Regions from separate parts of the Mus musculus genome. Here region 2 is linked to region 1. The links are chromatin contacts, found by POLR2A ChIA-PET in ENCODE. All regions are on one chromosome and are shown on one strand. The core of a region is the stretch at or near the end of the contact, and the rest is flanking DNA. Distances in the headings are between cores, read along the strand shown. Region 1 holds the start of Nol6 (nucleolar protein family 6 (RNA-associated)). Region 2 holds the start of Dcaf12 (DDB1 and CUL4 associated factor 12).

Region 1 (5,214 bases), core at 1,631-4,130:
CAAACAAGAAAGGAAAAATGTAATTACAATGAAAGCAGGAAGAGGAAGAAGGTGGGAAGAGACATGACAAAATTTTGTGAGTTTGTGAAATTTTATATAACTAGATAAAAGAAACTAACCCATGAAACAAAGGCAAGAACATTCTTCCAGGGTTCTGGTTTATGGTCAAGACTTATGAAACTCTCTATTCAAGACACCAAGTGCTCCGGGCATGGTGGTGCACGCCTTTAATCCCAGCACTTGGGAGGCAGAGGCAGGCGGATTTCTGAGTTCGAGGCCAGCCTGGTCTACAAAGTGAGTTCCAGGACAGCCAGGGCGACAGAGAAACCCTGTCTTGAAAAAAAAAAAACCACAAACAAACAAACAAAAAACAAAAATAGACACCAAGTGCACAGGGCTTGACATTTCTTATATACCTCTATGATTATTTTTGCAATAATTTTGACCCAGGGCATCTCAAATGAAAAATACAAACTCTACCACAGAGTTCAGGTATTTATTTTATTGACTTTATTTTATTTTTAATTTAATTAATTTATTTATTTTAAAGATTTATTTATTTATTATATGTAAGTACACTGTAGCTGTCTTCAGACACTCCAGAAGAGGGCATCAGATTTCGTTATGGATGGTTGTGACCCACCACGTGATTGCTGGGATTTGAACTCAGGACCTTCAGAAGAGCAGTCGGTGCTCTTAACCACTGAGCCGTTTCGCCAGCCCCGACTTTATTTTATTTTATTTTATTTTATTTTATTTTTCAAGATTTATTTAACAGAGGCCTGGAAAGATGGATTAATGGTTAAGAGAACTTACCACTTTTGCAGAGTGCCTGGGTTCGGTTGCCAGGACTCACATGGGTTCACAACTGCCTGTAACTCCACTTCCAGGAGTCCAATACCCTCTTCCAAAGTTTCCTGAACACACATGGTGCATAGAAACTCTCCCAAGCACAAACATATACATACTCTAAAATAAATGTTAAAGATTTACTTTCAAAGCCATGGTGTGTATGTGTGTGTGTGTGTGTGTGTTTAATTTTATGTGTATGAGTGTTTGGCTTCATGCGCGTGTGTTGGGAGGTATACCTTTAGTTCTAGCATTCAAGCGGATAAGCCAAGTGGATCTTTCAATTTGTATCCAGCTGGTCAACAGAATGAGTTCCAGGACATCCAGGACTATATAAAGACATTCTTTTTCAAAAAACAGTAACAACAATAATAATAATCACACACACACACGATTTACTTTCAAGAATGGAAAGATGGCTCATCAGCTAGGAGTTCTAGCTGCTCTTCCAGAGAACCTGGTTCATTTCCCAGCACCTACAGTTTGACTCACAACTATCTGTACCTCTAGTTTGAGAACATCCACTGAGCTCATCTGGCCTCCACCTGCACTGTACATACACGGTACAGAGATATACTTGGAGGAATATGTATGTGCCCCACACATAAAATAATATTACTTGCATGGTCTATGTCTATAATCCAGCAGTCAGGAGTCAGATGCAGATGAATCTCTGTGAGATCCAGGCCAGTCCGGGATGCATAGTGAGACTTTAAAACAAAATTATTGCATATAGGTGTGTGTACCACAGGAGTGCCTGGTGCCAAAGGATTTTCTAGGACTGGCATTACAGGCAGTAGTTGAGAGTTTCAAAGCTGCGTGGGTGCTGGGAAACCAAACCTAGGTCCTCTGCATGATCTACAAATGCTTTTAAGCTCTTGGCCATGTCTCCAGGGTGGAATTTTTTTGTTGTTATTTTGCAAAAACTCTTTTCCCCCATAATTATATTTCATGTTGGGTGTGTGAAAGCACACAGGTATCACTTGAATGCACTGTGGAGGTCAGAGGACAACTCGCAGAAATCACTTCTCTCCTTCTACTCGTGTGGGTCCCAGGTCATGGGCTAGATATGAAAGTCTTTTTTTTAAAGATTTATTTATTTATTATATGTAAGTACATTGTAGCTGTCAATTATGGATGAGCCACCATGTGGTTGCTGGGATTTGAACTCAGGACCTTTAGAGGAGCAGTCAGTGCTCTTAACCGCTGAGCCATCTCACCAGCCCAGTATGAGAAGTCTTAAAAGGTAGATGCTAAAGTGTCATTTGAGAGTGTCCCTCATAGTTCAGGTTCAGCATCGTGAATATTACTGGGATGAGCGTCCATGCCCAGTTCCAAGTAGTTTTCTAAAATAATATGTAAATAAAAGTAAATTGGCAAAGTACTTAGAACTTCGCTATTACGATGGTTCTGTGTTTAAAGTTTTGGAGTTTGAATAGGTTATCTTATATTTTAAGAAGGAAAAGCTGGAGAGAAGCTATGCTATTATGCTAGACACTTGAACTTTCTGTTTGTGGAAACAGAAAAAAAAACAAATTCAAGATACATTTTGGAGGTAGAAATCACATAACTTGCTCATAGACACGGTTAGATGCTGTGAACCACTAGCGAAAACAGACAGACGGACAGAGACAGACAGAGAGACACACACGGACACACAAAACCCCACCACACCGGAAGCCACAGTAAGCTGAGACAGACAGACAGACAGACAGACAGACAGACAGACACACACACACACACACACACACACACACACACACACACACACACACACACACACACACACACACACACACACACACACACACACACACACAAAACCCCATCACACCGGAAGCCACAGTAAGCTCCTCCCTTCCCGAAAGGGAAGTGAGGAAAAGAACGCGACGAGCTGCAGTCCCAAACGCTTCCGGTTTAGTGCGGCGTCGAGGCTGTAAATCGGCGGACCTTGTTTGGTTCCTCCCACAATGGGCGGGTTCCTTTGAACCACTGACCAATAGTGAGCGAGACGGCATGCACTAGCCCAATGGAACTGCAGTGGGTGGGGCCTGGGGCAAGGGTTTGAGCCCTGGAGTTGGCGTTTCGGCCCACGTGGGAAGCTACGGGGTAGATCCGGCTTGGATGCCAAGTGCTGGAGAGAGACCTGCTGTGAAGATGGGACCGGCCCCCGCCGGAGAGCAGCACCGACGAGCAACTGAGGACCCAGAGGTTGGTTGCTCAAAATGTGCTTTATTTTGACGACAGAGCCTGAGATAGTCAGGCCTGATACCTAGCCTGCAGGGCGGCCTACTATGATAGAAAAAAGATTACTCCAGGGCGGCCTAGGTTACTGGGAAAATGATTTTTAGGGAATCTAGCCTTGGAGAGATCTGGATAGAGCAGGAGAAGAGGTGATATTTGGGAAGGCCTAAGCCTGTCTCAGCAAAAGATTTGTGGTGTCCGGAAACAGGAGGGCATTGGAGCACTACCTCAGGCAGTGACTGGCAAACTCAGTCAGGTCTAAGCAGGACTGCATCCTCACGCTGTCAGATTTCTCTCAGTGATGGCTATCCCGAGTTTTATAAAAATCTTAACGCCCACTGAAAGGGAACAACTAGAGTAGATGAACCCTTTACCCACAAACTTGAGTCAGCTGATACAGATACCCCCCCCCCCCCCCCCCCCCGATTTCATGTTGGCATGTTGGTTTCTGTCTCTCTGGTCATAGGTGATGGAACTTGCCTTCGAAGGCATGGACAAAGAGAAGGCACCCTCAAGAAAGCGTGCAAGAACAGAGCCACCTGCAGAAGGCCTCCTGCAGCCAGTGAACCTCAGTCGGGAGGAGCTGTACAAGGAGCCTACAAATGAGGAGCTAAATCGCCTCCGTGAGACCGAGATCTTGTTCCACTCCACCTTGCTTCGTTTACAAGTACGTGGGTGGCCAGGGCATAGGTTAGAGGGGTTTCCGTGGGGTCCCGAGGCTCACAGATTCCTCCCTTCCCCCTGCTAAAGGTGGAGGAGTTACTAAAGGAAGTCAGACTGTCAGAGAAGAAGAAAGAGAGGATTGATAATTTCCTGAAGGAGGTTACCAAGCGGATCCAGAAAGTGCCTCCAGTCCCTGAGGCTGAGGTAAGGCAGATGGCCTTGGGACAGTGAGTCATGAGACCCTCTTTGCTGTTCCACGAAACTTGGTTACTAAGGAGATCATTCTCATTGCAAGAAGACTCAACCAGGACACAGGTCATGCATTTGTCTCTCAAATGTAGCTCCATCTTGTACAAGTTTTGTAGGTGTTTTGTTTGTTTGAACAGGGTCTTACATGCCCCTGGCTGGCTGGCCTTGAACTCCTGATTGTCCTGCATAGTTCCCAAGGACGGAGATTGAGGGCCTGAGCCACTTTTGTTTGGTTTTGTTTTTTGTTTCATTTTTAAGATTCATTGATTGATTTTATGTATGTGAGAATCCTGTTGCTATCTTCAGACATACCAGAAGGCAGCATTGTTACAGATGGTTGCAAGGCACCATATGGTTCCTAGGAATTGAACTCGGGACCTGTGGAAGTGCTCTTAACCACTGAGCCATCTCTCCAGCCCACTTTTTTCTTTTTAACATAGGATCTTAACTTTGTAACCCGTACTGTAACTCAAACTGGTGGTGGTCCTCCTGCTTCAGTCCCCTGAGTGCTAGGATTATAGTTGTGAACCTTTACTTCCAACCAAAAATGGTTATTTTATTTTGTGTATTTATTTTTTATTGAGACAGGGTCTCATACAGTCCAGGCTGGCCTTGAACTTGCTTGCTATATAGTCAAGGGAGATCTTGAATTTCTGATCTTCCTGCCTTCCCAAATGCTGGAGTTGCAGGTGTGAGCCACCATTCCTAGCCTGAAAATGGGTAACAATAGAAATAAGTCATGGCGGCTTAGCTGTCAATCAAGTTGTCTTCACAGAGGGAGAAGGCGTTTGTGGAAGATTGTGAGTTATAGTTTCTAACATACTGGCATGCTATCTACTACGTATTAGATTCTATCACCTTTGTGAGGAAGGTGATAGAATCCATATGTTTCCTGCGTCTGTCCCCACAGCTCACTGACCAGTCATGGCTCCCAGCTGGGGTCCGAGTGCCCCTCCACCAAGTGCCCTATGCCGTGAAGGGCTCCTTCCGCTTCCGGCCTCCATCCCAGATCACTGTTGTGGGTAGCTACCTTCTGGATACTTGTATGCGACCAGATATCAATGTGGACGTGGCAGTGACCATGCCCAGGGTAAGGCCCATGGTTTGGGGGCTATTAGAGGATCAGCAAAGGGTCCCTTTGGGACTTTGTGCCCTTTGTCTGAATATTGGGTGTGTTCTTCCTGGGACTTAAGCCTAGCTTTGACCTAG
Region 2 (5,214 bases), core at 985-3,484, 190 kb before region 1:
GCTTCACAGAGAAACCCTGTCTCAAAAAAAAAAAAAAAAAAAAAAAAAAAGAAAAGAAAAGAAAAGAAAAGGCCTTGAGTCTGAGCCCCCAGCACACACACATATACACACACACAAAGCTGGAAGGTGAACTTTCAGTCCTCCAAGTGGACCTTTACTCCATTTCCACAGAGATGATCTGGCGTGTGGATCTGAGGATAATCCTGGGATGTCAGTGTGCAGGACAACTTACAGAATGAAGCTGCACCAGTGTCCTGTGTGTCCTGACATGGACTGAGGATGCCAGGAGTCCAGCCCCACTCAGCCTGAGCCTGGAGATCCTCAAAGGGTTCCAAACTCTTGTCCAGTGAACGACTGGGTCATCTAGAGCATTGTGAGGCAAGACAGAACCAGAACAGACTCAGAAAGGGAGGGCTGCCACAGTCCTGCCCGCTCACAATGTGTTAATCTCCGAAGACACAAGCCTAATCAGGAAAGATGGGGCTGCCTCTCCCAAGGTAGTATTAGGGGTTAGTTGCAGTGCTGATCTGGGGTGGTGGCACATCATTTCAACCTGGAAAACAAATCAAATCTTCTTGTAGGCAGAACGGCAGATGGGCCAACACAGTTCCCTGGAGGTATGAGGCCTGAAGCTGAAGGGACCAGCAGGTAACTGGGCACCACAGCCTGAGGCCAGTCAGTCTCAAGCAAGAACATCCTGCTTCCTCCAAGGGTTTCTTTGCCTGAGGAAAGTGGAAGCTGGCACTCACATTCCTTCAGGATCTTCGGAAAATGGAGGCAAGGGTGATCCCGCTTTGTTTGGTGACTGGTGCCAGTCCAAACCGGACATGCCAAAAATGACCACTCTCTTTTCTGTGGTTCAAGATTTCACTCCTTAATGGAGATCAAGGCTGGGCTCCGAGAGAAAGGCAGGCAATGGCATGAATTACAGCGATGGGTCTATTTGCTGAAGCACAAGGACAGTGTGACTTTGACCTTGCAGACCTAAAAAGGGTGGCATTTTATGAAAGAAAGTGACTTATTAGATGTGGTTGCACACACCTTTAACTCAGCTCTGGGGAGGCAGAGGCATGTGGAGCTCTATAACTTTTGAGGCCAGATTGATTTATATAACATGCTGCGTTCCAGACCAGCCAAGACTATACACTGAAACCCTGTCTCAAAAAAAAAAGGAAAGAAAGAAAAGGAATAAATAAAAGAAGGGGAAAAGTGACTTGAGGTTTAGACAGGAGTCAAAATAGACAGGGAGCTGGAGAGTAAAGAAGTGGAGAATGGAATCTGGGGACTCCGTATGTGTGGGGAGACCTGTGCCAACAGGCATGTGAGGCAGCCTGCGTTAGCTCTGGTACTTTGATGTGGCAAAAATCTGACCATACTGCTGCCTTCCTACCCTGAATCCATCTTGAAGGAGTGTGATGTGGGGTTCTCTGCCTTCCTTAAAGTGTCTAATCTTTTGTGCCCATTGACAGTTTGTGAGAATGTTGGGGGAAAGTGCTAAATGTGAGGCTACTAGTTACAGGATTAAGAAACGTCTTCTGAGGTATAAGGAAGGGTCAGAACCTGGGCCCTAGCAGCCTTAACTCATTCTCAACAGGCCAACTAAAAGACAAAGTGTAAGGGGAAACTTGAAGAAAGGTGTTAACTCGGTCTCATTGGAAAGAACAACGACGGGACATTCTCTTATCCTAGTCCATCTTAGGGGCTGACGTGTGGTTTGTTTAGGCTTAAAGGCAACAGCTATGCTTAAGTAAGCAGTCGTCGGCAAGGTGTGGTCGCATCCATCATCTGTTCGCCCAGTTTCTCTGGGAAGGTAGTCTGACAAGTTTTCCCAACTGTGATCTATCTTTCCTGGAGTCAAGTTCCTCTATTGGCTGGCATCTGTGCCCTTGTCCTTTCCTTCTCCCAGGAAAACTGCAATTTCTTAGAGTCCAGTGTTTTAATAGTCTGATTGCAATCTGGCAATCAGGGTGTCTAGAATATCTTTAATCCTACCATGATGGTTACAGGTTCAAGATTGGTCCCGCAGCCAGGCAGCTCATGCTTACTTCCGCATGCCAGAGGATGAGCTGGCTGAGGTCGGAAATGTCCCGACAGAAGGCTGGATTCCTTTGGCCACAGCTTAACCGCCATTGGCAAGAGGCAAGCGGAAGTTCTCCGAGGACATCAATTCTCCTTGCTGCGCTTAAGTCCCGCCCTGCTGGTCTGGGCGGTGTCTCCGTGGCGACGTGCTGCTATGTGCGGCTGCGCAGGAGTGACGGGGCGCGGGCGAGTGGGAGGGGGGTGTTTTGGTTCTCGCCGCTCGCCGTCCTTTCCAGACACGGCGGTAGGAAAGCTGCTTGTTCCTGCTTTTCCTTCCCCTTCCCTTCCCCTTCCCCTTTCCCAACCCGGATTTTCCCTTCTTCCATTTACGCGCCTCATTTTGATCGACTGCTGCCCGGGATCCGAGCCATTTTCCGGGCCGGGCGCTCGAAAGCGCGCGGCCCCAGGGCCCGGTTCATGACCCGTCGCCCTGCCGCCCCTTGCCTTCTCCGCCTCATGTGGCTGCGGGGCCACGGCGGCGCTGCCCACTATGGCCCGGAAAGCAGTTAGCAGGAAGCGGAAAGCGTCTGCCTCGCCAGGAGCCGGGAGCGACGCTCAGGGCCCGCAGGTGAGGGCTCACAGGTCTGGGTCATCACCTAGCAGGGGCTTAGGGCGTTCCAGCTGGGTTCAGGAACCTGGGGCCAGGGCGGGACGAGAACCGGAGCCGGGACTGTAGAGCAGTGACCGGTCCTTCTGCAGTGTACTGGCGAGCAGGCGGGCCGGAAGGGTGAGGAGCCAAAAGAAAACTACAAAATGACGCCTTCCGCTGGAAGTCAGCAGCTAGGGATAGAGAGCTTCAGGACCTCCTCGTTCCTGGAGGGAGGAGAAAATGAAGACAAGGGGAATCGGAAGTAAGACCGACCTTCCGAAGTTACTGGGAAGGAGATTGAAGTGGACCTTCCAGTGGCACTAGGAATAAGGGCCGATGGTCTCTTATCAAGGAAACCATCTCCTAAACTGGGTGCAGGCCCCTTTGGCTCTTTAGACATCTAGAAGAAACACCAGGTGTCATCTCTATATTGCCCCCTTTGGAGAGGAAGGCCTCTTGGACTTGGGATTCCGACGCAGGTTACCCCGTTGGTATTTGATTTTTCGAATTCTAAAACTGCCCGCAGCGCAAGTCGCGCGGAGTCAGATGAGCGGCCATTGACTGTACATCCCTGGAAGATCCGAGACCCCAGTCTGGCTCTTTGAGCTATACTCTTTATGCTCTACGGGGTGCACAGGCGGAGAGGGAGAAGGGGGCTGGGTAGAAGTGCAGCCCAGGTGGGTTCTGTAATATGGACTTCATTTCGTAACTATCAAGGACACCTGGGTATATGTTATTTCTGAGCCCTCCACTTTCCTCAAAGGTTTAGTTAACTTTTTTTTGCCCTGTTTATCCATTTTCTAAGTAGTCTTCATTATGAGAGCCTTATTTCAGTGCTAGCCGAGTTAAACTGTACTTTCTGGATTACAAATCTTCTGTTAAATGTTTGATTGTGTAAATCCCGAAGGACGAATTCGTGTTGGTTCTTTTATAAAACGGTCAGACTTCTTGTCTGAAGGAAAAGTGGCCAAACCCCTGATTTCTGATGTTGGCTTTCACAGTTTGGCTGGGATCATTCGCTGCACAAAAGGAAAAGACTCCCCCCAGTGAAGAGATCCCTAGTGTACTACCTGAAGAACCGCGAAGTCAGGCTCCAGAATGAGACCAGCTACTCTCGCCTGTTACATGGTTATGCAGCACAACAGCTTCCCAGTCTCCTCAAGGAGAGAGAATTTCACCTCGGGACCCTTAATAAAGTGTTTGCTTCTCAGTGGTTGAATCATAGGCAAGTGGTGTGTGGCACGAAATGCAACACAGTAAGTATCAGGAGTGCTCTTTGTCTTCCTTTTGTTGCTGCTGCGGTTTGGTTTGGTTGAGACCAGGGTTTTTCTGTGAAGACCTGGCTGTCCTGGAACTCACTCCATAGACCAGGCTGGCCTCGAACTATCTATCTGCCTGTCTCTGCCTCCCAGAGCTCAGCGGTGTGGGCTGTGCTTCCTTTTTCTTAGGTCTGAGATGTGGGACTTGGTTTACTCTAGCACCTTTCACTGTTCGTCTTTCCCCGTTTGTTTGCCTTTTTTTTTTTTTTTTTTTTTTTGTAAGCAGAGTTGGAGTTTATTAAGAGATTTTTAATTAGAAGTGTTAGGACAAAGAAGTGCTCAAGGAATGAGTAAACTGTAGTGTGGGTCTGGGCTCTTGAGGGAAACGTGCTCCCATCAGCTTCCCTCTCTCCCTCCTCCTTCATTGGTGACCTTGTCCTCTTTTTCTGCTTCTTTTCTCACTTCTGAGTCTCCCGACCCCTTCAAATGAACATGTGTTTTAGGTCCCCTGACTCTGTATGCTGCTGCTTCTAGTGTTTTAGATAAGAGGCCTCAAAGAGAAATTGATGTCAGAGCATCATTTAGGGTACACGGTAGTGACCGTTTCATTGCTGTGTATCAGCCTTTGACATAGTTAGAAGTATTAAGCACCAAGCTGAAGGTAGAAATGAGACAAATACTTTTTCATATATTAGAATCCAAATGTAGCATTTTGGAATCTGGGGCAATAGAATTGTTACAGTTCCAAGTCAGGCAGGGCTTTATAGTTGAGACTTTGTCTCAGAACAAACAAAACTCAAAGATATGATTAGTTTCTGGGACAAATGTGTGTGTGTGTGTGCCTAGTGGCATATGGGCATTTGCAAAGAAGAGAGGAAAATTATGGACATGAGAGTAAGGGAGCAGTTTTAAAGAGAGTAAGGGTTATAAGTAATTGGAGTAGAAATCTTATCAGGAAACTATGTAACCAGTATGGTTACAAGCTAGAAGAGTCAAAAGAGTGGGTGTGGTGCTTGCTTTAGCATTGTATACATACTTAAATTGGGACGCTACAGAGAAGATTAGCAGGGCTCCTGCACAAGGACGCTTACAAGTCTGTGCAGTGGTTTATCTTTTTAAGAAAGTGGATATGATTGGAATGGAAGTGTGCAGATGGCAAGACATCTCAGAAGTCGTAGATGCTAGGAGATGTAGGACTGGAGTTGGGGAAATAGTTCTGTCTAGCCCTCCCTCTGTTTTTAACTCACCTAGTGTGGATAGACAGGTAATGTTAGAATGGCGAGTAAA

Evidence for each region. ChIA-PET counts read pairs that join two places held with the same protein, here RNA polymerase II (POLR2A).
Region 2: POLR2A ChIA-PET joins it to region 1 with 10 read pairs in Patski. The contact joins the promoter of Dcaf12 here to the promoter of Nol6 in region 1. POLR2A ChIA-PET finds 5 or more read pairs at or near these places in 4 of 5 experiments (Patski and embryonic stem cell).

What each region holds. Positions count from the first base shown.
Region 1 is chr4:41,122,005-41,127,218 of GRCm38, reverse strand. It overlaps Nol6 (nucleolar protein family 6 (RNA-associated)), which reads left to right and starts at 2,880. Exons shown (of 26, transcript NM_139236.3): 1 at 2,880-3,060; 2 at 3,560-3,760; 3 at 3,844-3,960; 4 at 4,916-5,095. The coding sequence starts at 2,974.
Region 2 is chr4:41,311,921-41,317,134 of GRCm38, reverse strand. It overlaps Dcaf12 (DDB1 and CUL4 associated factor 12), which reads left to right and starts at 2,234. Exons shown (of 9, transcript NM_026893.3): 1 at 2,234-2,647; 2 at 3,670-3,924. The coding sequence starts at 2,570. Gm46891 (predicted gene, 46891) reads right to left here and starts at 2,793. Exons shown (of 2, transcript NR_168697.1): 1 at 233-2,793. Gm26049 (a small nuclear RNA gene) reads left to right here and starts at 4,941; the gene lies at 4,941-5,044.